Linked DNA regions of Homo sapiens: region 2 is linked to region 1. Evidence: chromatin loops called from intact Hi-C (ENCODE). Cell type or tissue: CD4-positive, alpha-beta T cell. All regions are shown on one strand. Region 1 overlaps DNAH6 (dynein axonemal heavy chain 6). Region 2 overlaps TRABD2A (TraB domain containing 2A).

Evidence for each region. Hi-C counts contacts between places; a loop is a spot of excess contacts. Peaks named below come from ENCODE experiments on the same cell type or tissue, not always from the same donor. Only the 100,000 strongest peaks of a DNase experiment are listed, where the experiment ranks them.
Region 2: it touches region 1 in a loop (2.2-fold over the local background); 5 of 110 quality-filtered maps call a loop at or near these places.

Annotation. Positions count from the first base shown.
Region 1 is chr2:84,649,438-84,654,437 of GRCh38, forward strand. It overlaps DNAH6 (dynein axonemal heavy chain 6), which reads left to right. Exons shown (of 77, transcript NM_001370.2): 34 at 3,882-4,437. Among named protein-coding and RNA genes, the nearest start is that of DNAH6, 140 kb to the left of the region's middle. In CD4-positive, alpha-beta T cell, no CTCF peak of the experiment used is centred here; no DNase peak of the experiment used is centred here.
Region 2 is chr2:84,855,953-84,860,952 of GRCh38, forward strand. The region is part of intron 2 of TRABD2A (TraB domain containing 2A); the gene reads right to left. Among named protein-coding and RNA genes, the nearest start is that of TRABD2A, 23 kb to the right of the region's middle. In CD4-positive, alpha-beta T cell, a CTCF peak has its summit at 2,356 (motif pointing left); DNase peaks (open chromatin) are centred at 39 and 1,109; H3K4me3 peaks cover 626 bases; H3K27ac peaks cover 4,674 bases.

The sequences.
Region 1 (5,000 bases):
TCCCTTTAGCCATTCTTCATGGTAGATCTGCTGGCTACAAATTCATTTCCTTTTCCTTTATCTGAGAATGTCTTGATTTCCCTTCATTCCAGAGGGATATTTCCCCTGGATATAGGATTCTGGAGTGACAGTTCTTTCAGGACTTGAAAGCTGTTGTACCATATACTTCCCAGGTACACCATGAAATTCTGTGCAGCCATAAAAAGGAATGAGATCATGTTCCTTTTCAGGAACATGGATGAAGCTGGACACCATTATCCTCAGCAAACTATAAAAAGGAATGAGATCATGTTCCTTTTCAGGGACATGGATGAAGCTGGACACCATTATCCTCAGCAAACTAACGCAGGAACAGAAAACCAAACACCACATGTTCCCACTTATAAGTGGGAGCTGAAAAATGATGGGTTGATAGGTGCAGCAAACCACCATGGCACACACTTACCTATGTAACAAACCTGCACATCCTGCACATGTACCCCAGAACTGAAAATAAAACATTTTTTTAAAAAGATGTTTTCCACTTCCTGTCAGCCTGCATGGTCTCTGATGAGAATTCTGTTGTCATTTTATGTGTTTTTTTCCCTGTTCATAAGGTGTCATTTTTTTTTTCTTCTGGCTGCTGCTAAAATTGTTTTCTTTGTCTTCCATTTTTAGAAGTTGGACTATGTTGTATCTTCATATGGATTTCTTCGGGTTTATCCTGTTTTAGATTTGATCAACTTCTTAAATCTGTAGGTTCATGCTTTTTGGCAAATGTGTGACATTTTCAGTCATTATTTCTCTGAATACTTCTTCAGCTCTTTCATCCTTCCCCATCATTTGAGACTCCAGTGACACAAATATTAGATCTTTTGTTATATTTCCACAGGTCCCCAAGAGCTTCTCATTTCTTTTTTCAGACAATATTCTCCGTCTTGTTCAGATTGGGTAACTTCTATTATTCTATCTTGCAGTTTACCAAATCTTTCCTCTGTCCCTTCCATTTTGCTCTTGAACCCATCTATTGATTTTTTTGTTATTGTATTTTTTCAGTTCTAAAATTTCTAATAGGCTCTCTGTATTTTTTTTTTTTGGCTGAGATGTCCTTATATTCTTTTGTTTCTATTGTGTTCATAATGGGTCCTTAAAACATTTTTATGATGACTGTTTTAAGATAATGATCTCACCTGTGTGTAGTCACATGTACCTATAGTCTTGGCTAGTCAGAAGGCTGAGGCGGGAAGACTGTTTGAACCCAGGAGTTCAAGGCCAGCCTGGGCAGTATAGTGAGACCCTATCCCTTAAGAAATAAAATAAATTTGTCAGACAGTTTTAACGTTTCTCTCATCTCAGTGTTAGCATCTATTGATTGTCTCTCTTAGTTCAGTTTGAGATCTTTCTGGCTTTTGATGTGATGAATGATTTTCATTGAAACCTACTTATCTGAGGTATTATGTTATGAGACTCTAGATCTTATTTAAACTTATTTTAGCTGGCTTTTCCTGATGCCACACCAGCAAGAGAAATTAGAAATGCAACTTTGTTACTGCCAGGTGGGGATAGAATTCAAGCTTTATTGATATCTGGTGGGAGCAGTCATTTCTGCTGTGTAGGGGTGGGAGTTCCAGCTCCCTGGCAGTCCTCCAGTGATATTGTCCTGGATAGAAGAGTAGAAGCGCCTCATTACTGTTCCCCACGTGACCTCCACTGATGCCACAAGGGAAGACAGCTTTATTACCCCTGGACAGTGGTAAAAGTCCTGACTCTCCACTGATCCTCCTCTGATTCCACCTGTCAGAGAGCAGAAGGGGTGCTTCATTATTCTTGGGTAGGGCTGGAAGTCCAGGCTTCCCATATGGTCTACACTAATACCAAAGGGGGCATCATTACTTCCCAGTGAGGATGAAAGTACATCCCTATTTGGCCTTCTCTGACACCGTGGGAGAATGAGAAGAGGAATTTCAGGAGACTTGTTACACCCTAGCTAGAGTGGAAGTCTGGGCTCCGCACTCAGTGTCTGCTGGTGAGGGTAGGAATAAATACCTCAGGATTTTTCTGTGGTGTTTGGTTAGAGTAGAGCAGTTATTGCCTAAAAGTTTTCTGTCTTGCTGGGCTGCCCCTTTCCTGGGCTGCCCCTTTCCTGGTCCTTTGGATAAAGACAGTAAGCTTTTCCTGGGGCTTTTTTTTTTAAATCTGTGCCCATTGGCATTTCTAGATTGCCAGGATGTAAAAGACAAAAAGACACAAGGGACTAGTCACTGTGTTATTGCTTGCATCTTAAGGTACCTAGCCAGTCTGACTTCTCTCTACCTTTCAGAGTCTTCTTTTATTTATTTTATTTAATGTACAGGGATTTTAGTTGTACTTAATGGAAGGAATAGGGAAAAGTAAATCTGTTCCATCTTTCTGGAGAAATAAGTTGGTTGACACTTTCATGTATTACCTTTAATACATTTCTATTTTTACAGCTGTTGCTTTTTCAATTCGTTATATATCTTGAGCATCTTTTTCATGTTAGTATATATGCATGAGTCTTTTTTTTTTTACTGCTGCTAGATTGCTATTATATAAGATGGTACTTTGAGACATAATAAACCTATAGAACTACTTTAACATGAAAGGTCTTCTATATGGACATTTAGATTTTTTCCTAATTGTTTTCTATTCTAATAATGAATATTCCTATACATATATCTTTGCACACGTATGATATTTCTACAGGGGAGATTCCTGGAAGTAAGTTTCCTAGGTCATAGGGTTTGCACATTTTTTATTTAAATAGATTAAATCAAATTGTCTTCCAAAGATGACTTACCCTTTTATATTAACATAAGTGGTTTTACGAAGGCGCCTATTTCCCCATAAGTGTTTTAAAGAGAGGCCAAATGTAGTAGCCTATTTTAATAGTCATTTCTTTAACTATTAGAGTCATTGGGAATCATTTCCTATGTTCATTATTTATTTATAATTATTATTCTTGGAGCATGTTCCTATTGTACTCTTACTTATTGATTTATAGAAAGTCATAATCTTTATCTGATATAAACATTGGAAATGTTTTTCTAAGTCTCTCATTCATGCTTTAAGTTTGTATATAAAGCCTTTTATCTCACAGAAGTTTGATTTTTGTCTGTTTTTCTTTGTTCACTGTCAACTTTTTTTACAGTTGTAGATTTCCTGCCTTTCTTAGAAAGACCGCCTTACCACAATGTTGCAAAATTTAGCTCTTCTACTTTCTTCTAGTACTTTCATCACTTTATGTAAGGTTTTAACTGTATCACAAATGTATTTGTGTATATAATGTGAGGTAAAGATTTAGCTTCTTTTTTCCCATTGAAACATCTCATACTAACTGTTTCCTATAGAAATAGTCACATTTTTCCTTCCTTCTTGCATGATGCTAATTTTAATTATACATTCATCTTATTTTTCTGAATAGCCACATACAGTTAATGAGTATATGTAAGTGATTTTAGGAAAAGTTGAGCTATAAATATAATTTTTAAACAAAATTTTAAAATAATTTTAAATTTTTAAGTGAGATATTTTATAATTTTTTTAATAATTAAAAATAAGTTCATCACCTTCTATATGTTTGGTACTATGCCATGTACTGTGGGAAATACAGAAAGAAACATAAGAGATATCACTTACTCCCAAGAAGCTCCTAATATACTTAGGAACATTGGTCTACTGTACAGGAAACAAACAAAATCATACATGATATCAGAGAAATGATAGATTCTGGTACAGCACATAGGACAAACTAATACTGTACATGTCAGAAGAGAAAGATCAATGAGAAACAATAAGACTCATAATATTTCATTGATTGTAACAAATACGGGAAAATATCAATGACCAGTTGTTCCTAATTGATTTTATTTTTGTTTTGACAGTGGAATCATATCTGACCTTTTTCCTGGAGTCCAAATTCCAGAACATGATTATGGTATTTTACAATCAACAATTGTGGATGTCATGAATAGACAAAATCTTCAGCCTGAGATGTGTATGGTTAGAAAGGTGATACAGTTTTATGAAACTATGCTAGTAAGGCATGGTGTTATGTTAGTCGGGCCAACAGGAGGCGGCAAGACCACAGTTTACCGAATACTAGCAGAAACTTTAGGGAATTTACAAAAACTTGGGATAGAAAATTCCTTTTACCAAGCAGTTAAAACATATGTTCTCAACCCTAAATCAATTACCATGGGTGAATTATATGGAGAGGTTAATAACTTAACCTTGGAATGGAAAGATGGTTTGATGGCACTAAGTGTCCGAGCAGCTGTGAATGATACTTCAGAAGACCATAAATGGATCATCAGTGATGGGCCAGTAGATGCTCTTTGGATTGAAAACATGAATACAGTGCTGGATGATAACAAGATGCTTTGCCTGGCTAACAGTGAGAGGATTAAACTCACACCTCAAATTCACATGCTTTTTGAGGTAAGTGTACACATTACTGTGGAGTGAAATCATTCATTAAATTGGCATACTATCGTTACATTTTTTTCTCACACTGATGTAGCCTTTACTATCTATAATGTCTATTATTGTGTTCTGTTTACTTACTTATTAAGTCATCCTTTTGTAATAGATTGACAGTCAAAGTCTCAAATGTTCTTGTCTCTATAAATAGGAAGTACAATAAACTCTGGCTTCCCTGAGAGAGGGAGAGAGAGAAAGAGAGAGAGAGAGAGAAAGAAAGAGGAGAGAGAGAGAGAGCTTTGTATCATTTGAAATGCATTTTAAATTAAAAATTATTGCATTTAATAAGAATAAATTATCCCACCATGATATGAATATTTGATGAGGGATTGGGAGAGGAATGTGGACCAAGTACAGCTACCAACATTATGAAGGATGCCACCTGTGTTCTATTCATTCATCAAATACTGATTGAATGTCTAGTATGTGCTAGGGATTCTAATACAAGAATGAACAGGAGAAAAGAGAAAAGCAAAGAGAAGAAAGAAAAAAATAACTAGCCCTGCCCATAGAGTTTGACA
Region 2 (5,000 bases), 210 kb after region 1:
TGCATATGAAAGGCACCGCCCATTACGCGGCTCACAGTGGCCCGCACCACCCCACTAGCCTCCCCGCACTCAAACAAAGGGCCTCGCATCTGTTCAAGCGCAGGCCTCACCTTCTGGAGTGTGGAGTTGTTGTGTCTTCTTTTTATCTTAGTTCACTTTTGAGAGCCATTCAGTCCCTTGAAGTATAGTTAAGAAGAGTAGGGGAAGGGTCTCCCTTGCCCTCAGACCATTCACCCAGATAATTTTTTAAGACATCTTGAGGGTGTCTGGTCCTTGCCTCCCCACCTCACCTAGGTCTCCGTGCAGTGGGGAGGTCCTTCTCAGGCTCATTTTCTACCTTCGCAGCCACTCTTCCAAATACCTCCTCCCTTACCTGAAAAGGGACTATTCCCTTGGAAGAGTCTAGACTGGCCCCTCAAACCAAGGAGGTGATGAAAGTCCTGCTCCTTCTTGTCATGTGAATGGATGCTGCCAGACTCGGGAGCTAAAGCTTCCACACACTTCTTTGGATGTCTAGGTCTGCTTTTTGGCAGAGGCAGCAGGGAAGCGCTTCTCAAAACTTGAACCTGAGTTCTCAACAAAAGGACTCAAGCATAAGGACGAGATAAACTGATCTTCAGTGACATTTTAATCTGAAGAAGTGCTATGTTGTCAATGATGACGGTTCCTGAACACCAGGAGGGCACACAGCCTGGAAGAATGCACATGGCCAGCTGGACCTTCCCTCTCTTTTCTTCCCGCTGCCTCCTGGACACCCCCGAAGTCTTCTGCTCGCTTTGGTCACATCTCCTGACCATTTTTTCTCCTTTTCAATCAGTTCAGCTCCAGCCCTGACTTCCAAGGGCTAAATGAGCACATCCATCTTCTCCCGTTACACACTAAATTGTGTCCCCGCCAAAGGTCATGTTGAAGTTCTAACCTCCCATGTCACCATATTTGGAGAAAGGGCCTTTAAGAAGGTAATTAAAGTTGAATGAGGTCATAAGGGCGGGGCCCTGACCCAACAGGACTGTGACCTTGTAAAAAGAGGAAGAGTCGCCAGAGCTGTCTCTCCTGAGGCTCACACAGAGAAAAGGCTGTGTGAGGTCACAGCAAGAAGACACCGTCTGCAAGCCAAGGAGAGAGGATTCGCCCTGATCTTGAACTTGGAGCCTCCAGAACTGTGAGACATAAGTTTCTGTGGTTGAAGCCACCTAGGCTGTGGTATTCTGTTACAGCAGCCCAAGCAGGCTAATACACTTCCTTCCCCCAAATCCCACACAATGCTGGGGCAACAATAAGAATAAATACTAATTTCTCCATCTCCAAGGCCTAGTAAATGTCCAGCCTCTACCAAGCACTTCCTGACTGTCTCAGAAGGTCTCCATTCTTGTAACTTTTACTGCTTGGTAGGTAAGTTTCCTTTACATTTTATAAAGTTGTGACAAGACAACCCAGCTTCAAGACTATGTCAACAAACTATGAAGAATCATATGAAGAACCAAATCAAAAGCACAATAAAGCTAATAACCCACCCTTAACCGCATGTGAACTTGTGCCTGGGGCCAGTTAGGCATGAGTGCTAAGCAGTTCATCTGAATGATTATCAACTATATCAGTTCCACAGAGTCCCTGGCATTTCTCTTAATTTTCTGCAATATCCATGATCAGCATCCATGTCAGGTTTTCCCTTGTACAACAAACTACATGACAATCACTATCAAGTCCACACATGAAGCAACTCAATAAGTCAAATATCTCACTCCCCAGCTGTCTTAGTTCCCAGACTCCCGATGTCTTCCTTCTGACGGCCCGGGATCCCAGCAAAGAGGCAACCTCCAACACCACTGCCAGGTAGATGGGTGTCTCCCCCTACCCAGCCACACTCAGCGGTCAAATGCCTTGTCCTGCAGCACTGCTGTGTGCTATCCCTCCCTCCACTTTATTTTCTATTTTGTTAGAGAGACAGAGTCTTGCTCTGTCACCCGGGCCAGAATGCAATGGCACAATCATAGCTCATTGTAGCCTCAAACTTGTGGGCCCAAGTGATCTTCCTGCCTTAGCCTCCTGAGTAGCTAGGACTACAGGCGCTCACCACCATGCCCAGCTAATGTTTCACTTTTTGTAGAGACGGGGTCTTGTTATGTTACCCAGGCTGGTCTTGAACTCCCAGCCAGCCTCAAGCAATCCTCCTGCCTCAGCCTCCCAAAATGCTAGGATTAAAGGCTTGAGTCACCATGTCCAGCCTCTCCCTCCCCACTAAAAATAGCTTCTGTATAGCCGTTCTATGCATAGAACACACCTGAGTTTCCCAGCCCCACACTCTAGCTCCCTCCAACATCGTCTCCCACCAGACCCCTACACAAATGCTCATATAGCCAACCCAGCCTGCCACCCTGTGGCCAGCAGAGCACAAATTTTCCCAGATTTGCCTGCGCTTTTGGCCCATTCAGAATAGCTGTCTGTTTTTCCTACCTGACTAAATGCTAGCCTTCCCTTGAAAATCCAGCTCAAATTCCAGTATGTTCATTAATCTGGATAACATTTAGAAAATAAAGTTTGTATACCTTTTCCTCATCAATCACATTCTTAGGCAGTTATTCTACCATGACAGCCCCAGAGAAGGAGGAAGGGACTAAAACTGGGTTCATGAGGATAGGCTGTGCCCAAAATCCACCCCACCACAGGGATGTCTGTCACTTCTGCTCCCAGCAACCAAGGGCCTCGGGGCAGCCTTCATTTTCAGGCTCTTCAATCAATATGAGGCTCCCTGAAGTTCAGGACTGGTTTGGAGAGAAGCTACAAAGCTGCACCACACATGGTTCCATAGTGTAACAGTTATCATGTCTGCTTTACACACTGAAGGTCCTGGGTTCAAACTCCAGTGGAACCATGGGGTGGTTGATTCCCATTTGGCCATGCACAGTGGTCCACACCTGTAATCCCCATGCTTTGGGAGGCAGAGGTGGGAGGATCTTTAGATGCCAGGAGTTTGAGGCCAGCCAAGCAACATAGCAAGACCCCATCTCTACAGAAATAAAAAATTTTTTAAAAACCTGCATCACAGATTCAAAAACTACCCCTCACAAGGGAAGGAAGGTCTCTGCCCCCACAGCCCATGAGCCACACACCGACTACTGCCCTCGGGGTGTGTTTAACTTTCACTTTTTTATTGTTTAGAAGTTACTCCCCAGGAAAATGGCACACTAACATTATTGTGTAAGCAGCATCTCTGCCCTGGTGGCAGGAAGGAAATGATTCTGGGAAGATCAACAGAAGAGAAAAAGTCAGGGTAAAGATGGAAACAGCCAGCAAAGAGTAAATGCTGTAGTTTGGTCTTTTAATACAGTATGGCCGGATTGAGCTATCAGAAAACTACCTCCCTCCAATTGCACCCAGCAATTAGTAAACACCCACATGTGCAAGGCACTATGCTAGACCCATACCAAAAAAAAGTGGGGGTAAATCAAGATCCTTGCTCTCTAGAAGTTTATGTGCCAGGCCAGAAGACAAAATAAACATCTGGAAAGTTAATCACCAACAAAAGAATTAAATAACCATAAGCGTGATAATTCAACAGCCACCGCATGGAAGCAAATGAATAACTTCTCATTGGTGGTATGGACAGCAGACGCTATGAGTTCAGGAGAAAAGAGGGTCTTCTGAGCCCTGCAACTTGAGGTAACGCACTGTGGCAATACAAGAACAGGACTGGAGCAGGGACCAAGAATAGGACCCAATGGTTCTCCAACTTGCTTGTGCATCAGAAACACCCAGAGGGCCGGTTAGATCAAAGATGGCTGGCCCCACCCCAGAGTTTCCAGTTCAGGAGGTCTGGGATGGGGGTTCCAAATTTTGCATTACTAATAAGTTGCAGATGATGCTGATGCTGCCAGTCCAGGGACACACTTTGAGAACCACTGGTTTAGCCTGAACATTCTACATCACAGGTAGGAAACTGGCAGTCCAAATGGCCTATCTGGCTCATGGCTCGGTCTCATTTATTTTTTGGAGAGATGGGGGGGGGTCTCACTATGTTGTCCAGGCTGGTCTCGAACTCCTGGGCTCAAGTGAACTTTGCTATAAGAGAATTAGCCACAATGCAAGCACCTGCCATGAACTTGGCACAGCTGGACACTCTCCTCCCCACCACACACGCATCAAGGTGAAAAACCTTCTACAGAATGTTTTCACTTTGATTGGACACCTAAAGACAGCTTTGAAATGATGCAAAATCTCCTTCCTGTCAAAGTTGCTCAAACTTTGCAACTTTACCCTGGGTCTGTGTTATGGGCTGAACTGTGTACCCCTTAAGTTCATATGCCCAAGTCCTAACCATCCATCCCCCCATACCTCTGGAAATGACTATTTGGAGATAGAGCCTTTAAGTGAAAAGGGCGGGCCATAATCCAGTATGACTGGTGTCCATATAAGAAGAGGAGACTAGGTCACAGACAGACAGAGGGACGAAGACGTGAAGACAGAAGGAGAAGACAGCCATGTGCAAGTCAAGGAGAGAGGCCTTGGAAGAAACCAGCCTTGCCGACACTAGAAATTCTCAGACTTCTAGCCTCTAGAATCATGAGGCCGACACTTTCTGTTGTTTAAGCCACCCGGTTGGTGGTACTTGGTTTATGGCAGCCCTAGCAAACTAATACAAACCCTCATGTCCACTGCAGTTATTTAACAGTGATTTCTACATCATCTCCTAGGGAGAGGACCAGAAAAGCAAGAAGAAAGCTCCAGTCTTGTGCTGTTAGAATCCATTTCCTAAGCCTCCTTTTCTCTGCTTATTTCCTTCTCTCTTTCATCCTCCACAGTTTCTCCTCTCTGCCTTGTAGGCAATGGCGCCTGCTTTCTGAAATGTCACAGCAACAGCAGAGTCAGGGTTGGGGGTTGTTGGTGAGGTGGAGAAGGTGTGTGGGGTCATCCCCAGATCACCCACTGGCAGAAGCCAGATGTAGGCCACATTTGAGAAGCAGAGCCAGGGCTGGGTAGGAATGTGAAGGGTTGACAGGATC